Linked DNA regions of Homo sapiens: region 1 is linked to region 2. Evidence: read pairs that join two places in POLR2A ChIA-PET (ENCODE). Cell type or tissue: GM12878. All regions are shown on one strand. Links, peaks and the distances in the headings refer to the core of each region. The heading gives the core; the rest is flanking DNA.

Region 1 (4,391 bases), core at 228-4,227, 190 kb after region 2:
GAAAGTTTTGTTGTTGTTTGAGATGGAGTCTTGCTGTGTCACCCGGGCTGGAGTGCAGTGGCATGATCTCGGCACACTGCAACCTCCACCTCCCGGGTTAAGCGATTCTCCTGCCTCAACCTCCCGAGTAGCTGGAACTACAGGCGCGCACCACCATGCCTGGCTAATTTTTGTATATTTAGTAGAGATGGGGTTTCACCACATTGCCCAGGCTGTTCTCGAACTCCTGACCTCAAGTGAGCCACCCGCCTGAGCCTCCCAAAGTGCTGGGATTACAGGCATGAGCCACTGCACCTGGCCTTTGCTGAAAATTTTTGCAGCTAATTCCCTGGTTTCTCATTTCCAGCACTCATTTCCTCCTCTAGTTGGATCAGTAGATTGGGAGTAGGGATGCTCAAGTATTTCAAGCCAGGGACCCTGAACTTAGCCTTCACCTCCAGGCCCTACAAACCTGTTTATTAATGTCATTAGTGCCCATGACCATCTAATGTGAGGCCGGTCTTCTGATCCGAACCTGCAAAAAACATTAACTCCATTGTGTGAGTCTATCACAAACTCACGTAGCACCCTGCAGAAGCATCCAAACACATGGAAAGCTCAGTCCGTGGGTAATTGGCACGACCCTCCTCCAGACCCCTCCTGGCTTCAGCAGGAGGAAGTTGAAGAACTGTTTGGAGCCCAGCTACTCTGATTTTCTTCTGGTTGAGATTGTACACTTCTCTCCCTAGCTAAAATAGAGTCAAGGAATCTGTGCATTTGGGACATAGGTACACATTGGCCTCATAGAGTTAAAAAGCATTTCCCCAATTGAACTTTCTTTTGATGATTCTAGTAATGATTTTTTTTTTTTTTTTTTTTTTTTTGCCTGTGTAAAAATTCTGCAATTTCTGCAGTTAAGTGACTCCTTAGACTAGATTGCCTTTTAAATGTCATTGGCACTGTGGGCAAAGTAAAACTGATCCCACAGCTCTGTAACTTAATAAAATAGAGCCTGGATATGGGAGTCGTCGCTTCTACTTGTTGAGAAGGGAACTCCCTTTGGCAAGTTACGGTAGCTTAAGGTTTAACAAGAGAAAAGAACTGTTAAATAATCTTTAACTATGTAAAGTTGTGTCCTGGAGCCTGAGGTAGAAATTCCTGTGGGCTGATAGCCAGAACAATTCATTTACTTCATACAACCCCTTGTAGCTTAAACTCACAACCCTCTCTGGGCCCCATCGATTGGCGTCTATTTCTGATCATCCAGAAAATGAGAACATTGTATTTTAGGAGAGGCACCAGGGTGGTGGTGAAGTATCTGGGCACAAGACCAGTGGAAGATATGGTTGGAAAGGCAGGTAAAAGATTTGATTAAGGTTTTAGGTATATTTTATCGAATGGCTGTACCATTGTTTAGCTTACAATCATTTGTCTCTTTACCTTTGATTGAGTCTGTCCTATTTAGAATAAATGTACCTACAGTTGGAGAAAACCAGAAATAGAAAGATTCTTTGTGTACACATTTCATATTTTTGTTTGTCCTTTCAACACACACACACACACACACACACACACACACACACACCCCCGCCCCACACACACACACTCACACAAAAGGGCTGATATCTTTTCCTTTTGATCTCTTCTTACTGTACCTTGACATTCAATAGCTGCTGTTTGAATCTCTGGTTGAAATCATAATTTTGGACTTTACTTGCAGAAATTCTTTGAATTGGGAGGTCCCACTAAAAGCCAATCACTCCACATCTTCACTACTTTGCGTGGGCATGAGGAAACTGGGGAATGTGCTATTTTTTTTTACCATGTGTTTTTCCTTGAATCGGTAATGTTGAAATCTGAAATACAGGGTGGGGAGGATGTACACAGGTCTGAGTTCTCAGAATGAAACCCTCAACAGCACCTGTTTCTTAAATAGTGGTGAAAGTGAAAAAAAGGCAGTGCGGCTGGTAATGAGTGAGGTGAGTAGGAAGGAACAGGCAGGCCCAACTCTCACAGGCAGTAGGCTTCAAGCCTCTGATCTCACTTCTTCGTCTAAGCCTGTTTTCCCATAGTCAGAGGCCCTTTCTTGCTCAGTAGGACATCAAGAATAACATTCAAACTGTGATTTTTCTGTAGAAATAGTAGAAAATATTGGTGCAAAAGCCTTACTCTAGGGGTCTCTTCCACAACAGGCAGGGGGAGTTACCTGCCACCACCCATCCCTTCCTCTAGGGAGCAGGCATCTGGGTACATGGCTTGTACTGAGAGAACAATAGTGAGCATGGAGAGGCCCAGGACCTCTAAACGTGGTTTTAAAAAATATCTTAGGCTGGGCGCGGTGGCTCACACCTGTAATCCCAGCACTTTGGGAGGCCAAGGCAGTTGGATCGCTTGAGCTCAGGAGTTCAAGACCAGCCTGGGCAACGTGGCGAAACCCTGTCTCTACAACAGCAAAAACAAAAAGCTGGGCAAGGTGGCCTGTACCTGTAGTCCCAGCTACTCAGGAGGCTGAGGTGGGAGGATCTCTTGAGGCCAAGAGATTGAGGCTGCAGTGAGCCTTGATCGCACCACTGCATTCCAGCCTGGGCCACAGAGTGAGACCCTGTCTCAAAAAAAAGAAAAGTTTTTAAAAAAATAAAAATAAAAAATATCTTAGAGCAAGTGCTGGACCCCACTCAGCGACTGAAAGTGATTGACCTGTTTTTCCTTCTTGCTTCTCTTGCAGTAGCCATCCCTGCCATTGGGGCTCAGTATTCCATGTTTCCAGCAGCTCCAGCCCCTAAAATGATTGAAGATGGCAAAATCCACACAGTGGAGCACATGATCAGCCCCATTGCTGTGCAGCCAGACCCAGCCAGTGCTGCTGCCGCCGCAGCCGCGGCCGCAGCCGCCGCAGCCGCTGTCATTCCCACTGTGTCGACGCCACCACCTTTCCAGGTAGAGTTCTTATTGCAGGCATTGTCATTTGTGTGTGAAGCCTCTCTTTAACATGGATTCATTTAGTATTCAGCACTGAGAATTTACTGTGTGCCTGGCTCTCTGTTACAGCTATGGTTGGGTGACACAAAGCATTTTGAATTTGAAGCATGACAGAAAAAAAAATTTTTAATTAATTGTACTACCCTAATAATATCATTGTATTAAGGGTGGTAATCAATATGCAAAAATTATGTGTAATTTTTCACAGTGTCATAATATTGTGCATATATTTTTTTAAAATAGCACTGGATAATTTTTAGCTCATATTGTTAAAGAGCTGACACACAAAGTCCAGGGAGTGATTTCACATTTTCACATTTCAAACTGCAGCTCAATGAAGATTTTTTAAAAAAATGTTAACCCCCGTGTGTGTGTGTGTGTGTGTGTGTGTGTGTGTGTGTGTGTAAAGAGAGAGAGAGAGAGAAAGAACATCTGTATAGATACGTAAAATTTTGTGCTGGGTACAGTGGCTCATGCCTGTAATCCCAGCACATAGGGAGGCCAAGATGGGAGGATCACTTGAGGCCAGGAGTTCAGGACCAGCCTGGGCAACATGGTGAGACACTGTCTCTACAATTTTTTTTTTTTAAATTAGCCTGGCATGGTGGCATATGCCTGTAGTCCCAGCTACTGGGGAGGCTGAGGCAGGAGGACCACTTGACCAGCCTTGAGGTCAAGGCTGCAGTGATCTGTGATTGCACTACTGCACTCCAGCCTGGGCAACAGAGTGAGACCCTGTCTCAAAAATAAATTTACAAAATATGCCCATAATCCTCTCTTCCAACCATATCTCCCACTGTTCCCCTATCTCTTCCCAAACTCATCTTACCATGTTGGCCTCCTTCCCCACCTTTTTCATAGTGTATCCTGGTTTCTTTATTCTCATCTCTTCCATAGAATCTTTCCCATCCACCTCCTAGATAAATTTTCTCTCTCTTTTTTTTTTTTTTTTAGACGGAGTCTCGCTCTGTCGCCCAGGCTGGAGCGCAGTGGCGCCATCTCGGCTCACTGCAAGCTCCGCCTCCCAGGTTCACGCCATTCTCCTGCCTCAGCCTCCCGAGTAGCTGGGACTACAGGCGCACGCCACCATGCCCGGCTAATTTTTTGTATTTTTAGTAGAGACGGGGTTTCACCGTGTCAGCCAGGATAGTCTCAATCTCCTGACCTCGTGATCCGCCCACCTTGGCCTCCCAAAGTGCTGGGATTACAGGCGTGAGCCACCGCGCCCGGCCATGAAATTTTCTCTCTTGTACTCCTGATTACTACATCATTACTTGGCCTATGGCTGCCAGTGTGTTCTATCTCCCAAGGAAAATGAAGCTCCTACAGACCAAAGACTGTGTCCTGTTTCTTTGTATCTTCACCTTATAGGACATAGGGAGGACATCCATTTAACAGAAGAAAATCTTGTTAAAGCTGTTTTCTGTGAGGCA
Region 2 (4,391 bases), core at 210-4,209:
ACTGTAAAATGCCTACCTCACAGGGTTATTATAAGGATTAAATAAATTAATCTGGGCCAGGCTTGGTCACTCACACCGTAATCCCAGCACTTTTGGAGACCAAGGCATGCAGATCACTTGAGCCCAGGAGTTTGAGAACAATCTAGGCAACATGGCAAAACCCCATCTCTACAAAAAATACAAAAATTAGCCAGGCGTGGTGGTACACGCCTGTAATCCCAGCTACCAGGGAGGCTGAGGTGGGAGGATCCCTTGAGATCGGGAGGCGGAGGTAGCAGTGAGCCGAGATTGCGTCACTGCACTCCAGCCTTGACAGGGCAAGACTCCATCTAAAAAACAAACAAACAAACAAACAAACAAACAAGTTTATACCTCTTTGTCTGCTATTTAATATCCTTTAAAAGGCTGAGAGTTGCCAATAAGCAATGATGAGGAGGAAAAAAGTGCATTTTTTCGTAATTAGAAAAAACTTATTAGGTCATTACTAGAAGGAAAAAAGTATGTTTTCTCAAAATTAGGGAGAGTGAAGAGCTGAGCGTGGTGGTTCATGCCTGTGGTCCCAGCTACTTGGGAGGCTGAGGCAGGAGCGTCGCTGGATGACAGGCGCTCAAGGCTTTAGTACGTTATGATTGCGCCTGTGACTAGCCACTGCACTCCAGCCTGGGTAACATAGTGAGATCTCACCTCTAAAAAATACGGAGGGTCAACCAAGAAATCCAAGAGTGAAAGGGCAGTATCAGGTGAATATCAATGAATCACAGCAGTGTGGCTTTTCTGGTGGGCTGACAGTGTACTCTTAGTTACTAAGAAAAGAGATGAGGAAGGACAGGTGGCTGAAGAAGTATTAGAAGAATTGCCTCTAGTGAAATCCTATTTGCAGAGCAAAGAGAAATCCAATAACAAGTTAGCCCTTCCCATTTGGTGCAAACAGTAGTTTGGCCCAGGGACCTCCTTTGCTTTTTGCTCCACATTGTGGGCTCCAGCATCTACCTCAAGGTATATGTCAGTTTGCCAATGAGTAAACAGAAACTGCCAGCTCATATGATACGGACAAGCCCAGCCTGAAACCTAGGAGTCACTTCTCCGGTGGGAACTGCAGGAGGCACACAGACCCTGAAATTAAATGGTAACACCCATGTTCTCATACACCCTGGTCATGTATGAAAGGTCTTGCCCTTTCTCCATTGGCTAGAGCTAGTCACGGAAGGGTGGATACGTCTGCAGAATCTGCTTATCTGCTCCCCTGCTTCCACCTTTGTCCTCACCGCTCTCCCCGCACACTCCTTTCTTAACCCAGTATCCAGAGTGACTCTTTTATTTTTTGAGATGGAGTCTCACTCTGTCACCCAGGCTGGAGTGCAGTGGCACGATCTCAGCTCACTGCAACCTCTGCCTTCCAGGCTCCAGTGATTCTCCTGCCTCAGCCTCCTGAGTAGCTAGGATTACAGACATGCACCACCATGCCTGGCTAATTTTTGTGTTTTTAGTAGAGATGGAGTTTCACCATGTTGGCCAGGCTGGTCTCGAACTCCTGGCCTCAAGCGAGCTGCCTACCTTGGCCTCCTAAAGTGCTGGGATTGCAGGTGTGAGCTACCTCACCTGGCCAGAGTGACTTTTTTAAAACAGAAGTCAGCTCGTGTCAGTCCCCTGCCGAAAACTTTCTAGAGCTTCTCTATCTCACTCAAAAGCCAGTGAATGACTTTATTTCTAGTCCCATCACCTCTTTAACCTCGCCTGCTACCACACACATCCTTACTTCCTCTGCTTTAACCACACTCCTTTTCTTGATGGGGTGTGCCCAGCACATTCATACCACAGGGCCTTTGCACTGGCTGCCCCGATGCCTGAACCATCATCCCCAGACATCTCCATGCTTCACTCCTTCACCTCCTTCAAGTCTTTGCTCTGCCTCCTCCAGGTTAAAACAGCAATTCCTCCTTCCTGCCCGCATCCTCTGTCTCACTACCCTGCTTTCTCTCTGGTATTTATCGCTTTGTAGCATACTATGTAATTGTGTGACCTATTATCTGTCTCTCCCTGACTAGAATGTCTACTTCATTCATTGGTGTATCCCAAGCACATTAGAGGAGCGTCTGCCACAGAGTAGGTGCTCCATAAATACTTGTTGAATAAATGAATAAGACACACAGGCTTTTACACATTTCAAGCGTGACTGAATGCGTTTTACTCGAAATACAACCACGAACATACCTTTCTGAATGAGCATGGGTTTTCTCCCAGACCTCTCCCAGGAGGCTGCCATGTTTTCTGTGGTTTATTTTCTCTGCCACCACAAGTCCTTGATGGAGGCTGATGACTAAGTAACGTGCAAGGCAGGGCCAAATGTGGGGATGTCGCAATCGTTTCAGCACTTCCCCATTTCAGAGCTTCCCTGTTTCCAAATCAAAGCCTCCTCTTTGGCAATCTTTTTGTGATTTACATCTAAATGTGTAGCCCTCTGTTTGAACCATTTTGTGAATCGCATGCCCTACAGATAATTACACTTGACTGACTTATGTTACTATATTGTTTATCACCTTTTCTACTGTCATTTAATTATAATTAATGATTTTCTGAAAGTAACTGTCAAGACAAATTTTCTTAACTATCTCTTTTCACCTTTGAGGTTTCCACAAGTGCCAATTGCTGCTACAGGATTCCATTTAGATTGTTCTCAGCTGCAGAGCTCAATTAGGTATTTTTGTCTTGACCTGGCATGAAACGGAAGTGCTAGAGTCATTGTTTGAGTCTTTAATTTTTCCCCAGAACCTTTGTACAAATACTTGATCTTGCCTTTACAAAGTGGCAAAACAATTCTCTGATCTGTCATGTTTGTTTGCTAGCCCTGGCTTCGTTCTCTCCTTTGGACAATTACCTAGGTTTGGCAAAATTGCTTTTCGTGGCCTTTGGAGGCACAGTTCCCTCTCTGCGTTCATTTGCCTTGTTTAGATCCATAATTCACTGAAAAAGGCTTCCTCAGTTGCTGTTAGAATCCTGTGGCTACTAGGCTTGGGGACCCTAAAACCATCTTGAAGGTAGTACAGACTCCAGGAAGGTTCTTTGCAGTAAAAAAAAGGCAATAGTACATAAAGTCTGCTGAGGGTAGATGAAGAGCCTGGATTTAGTTATTTCTGACTATTGTCAGTCATGGTTTGTGGCTGATTTAGAATTATTTGGATTTTGGGTTTTTTTTTTTTGTTTGTTTCCTTCTAAATTGATTTGGAAGACATCATCACAATTTGTTGAGGAGTTCAAAAAATACACAGACAAATTATGCCTAATAAACAAAGAGCTAATGTTCATAGTTCTTTCTGCAAATCATCTTATTTCTTATCATATGCACTGAATGGGACATTAGAAATGAATAGGGGGGCCGGGTGCAGTGGCTCACGCCTGTAATCCCAGCACTTTGGGAGACTGAGGTGGGTGGATTGCTTGAGCCCAGGAGTTAAAAAGCAGCCTGGGCAACATGGCGAAAACCCTTCTCTATTAAAAAAAATTTTTTAAAGAAAAGAAAAAATGAATAGCATATAAATGTTAAATTAGACTTGTCTTTGGTAATATACTATATAGAGGGAGCTGGTGGTAATTATTTACTAAAATATAGAACCAGTAAATATGAATTAAATGGGTTTATAAACTAGACACATTGAAAGGACTTATTTTTCTTGCCCAGATACAGACTTTTTGTTTTTTTTTGAGATGGAGTCTTGCTGTTATCGCCCAGGCTGGAGTGCCATGGCATGATCTCGGCTCACTGCAACCTCCACCTCCCAGGCTCAAGCCATTCTCCTGCCTCAGCCTCCTGGCTAGCTGGGATTACAGGCGCCTGCCACCATGCCTGGCTAATTTTTGTATTTTTAGTAGAAACGGGTTTCACCATGTTGGCCAGGCTGGTCTCGAACTCCTGACCTCGTGATCCGCCCGCCTTGACCTCCCAAAGTGCTGGGATTACAGGTGTGAGCCACTGTGCCCGGCCCAGAGTTTTTTTTTTTTTTTTTTTTTTTTTCATACTGAGTCTCACTCTATCGCCCAGGCTGGAGTGCAATGGTGTGATCTTGGCTCACTGCAAACTCCGCCTCCCTGGTTTAAGCGATTCTCCTGCCTCAGCCTCCCGAGTAGCTGGATTACAGGCATGAGCTATGAGGCCTGGCAAATTTTTGTATTTTTGGTAGAGACAGGGTTTCACCGTGTTGGCCAGGCTGGACTCAAACTCCTGATCTCAAGTGATCCGCGGCCTCGGCCTCCCGAAGTGTTGGGATTACAGGCGTGAGACACCGTGTTTGGCCTAGATACAGACTTAACTGCTGTTTGAGCAGCTACTGTGTGCTGGACACTGGATACGAAGTACCCAGTGGTGAATAAAGATTCTCCGCCCTCTGGGACTTTCT

What was found. Peaks named below come from ENCODE experiments on the same cell type or tissue, not always from the same donor. Only the 100,000 strongest peaks of a DNase experiment are listed, where the experiment ranks them.
Region 1: POLR2A ChIA-PET joins it to region 2 with 5 read pairs; 4 of 35 experiments call an interaction of 5 or more read pairs at or near these places.

The regions. Positions count from the first base shown.
Region 1 is chr4:40,431,176-40,435,566 of GRCh38, reverse strand. It overlaps RBM47 (RNA binding motif protein 47), which reads left to right. Exons shown (of 7, transcript NM_001098634.2): 6 at 2,705-2,916. Among named protein-coding and RNA genes, the nearest start is that of RBM47-AS1, 7.2 kb to the right of the region's middle. RefSeq lists an enhancer at 1,579-1,848. In GM12878, for the core only: no CTCF peak of the experiment used is centred there; a DNase peak (open chromatin) is centred at 1,906; H3K4me3 peaks cover 261 bases; H3K27ac peaks cover 1,644 bases.
Region 2 is chr4:40,619,814-40,624,204 of GRCh38, reverse strand. The region is part of intron 1 of RBM47 (RNA binding motif protein 47); the gene reads left to right. Among named protein-coding and RNA genes, the nearest start is that of RBM47, 7.9 kb to the left of the region's middle. RefSeq lists silencers at 707-756, 2,077-2,156. In GM12878, for the core only: a CTCF peak has its summit at 1,112; DNase peaks (open chromatin) are centred at 1,084, 1,754, 2,294 and 2,694; H3K4me3 peaks cover 2,708 bases; H3K27ac peaks cover 3,324 bases.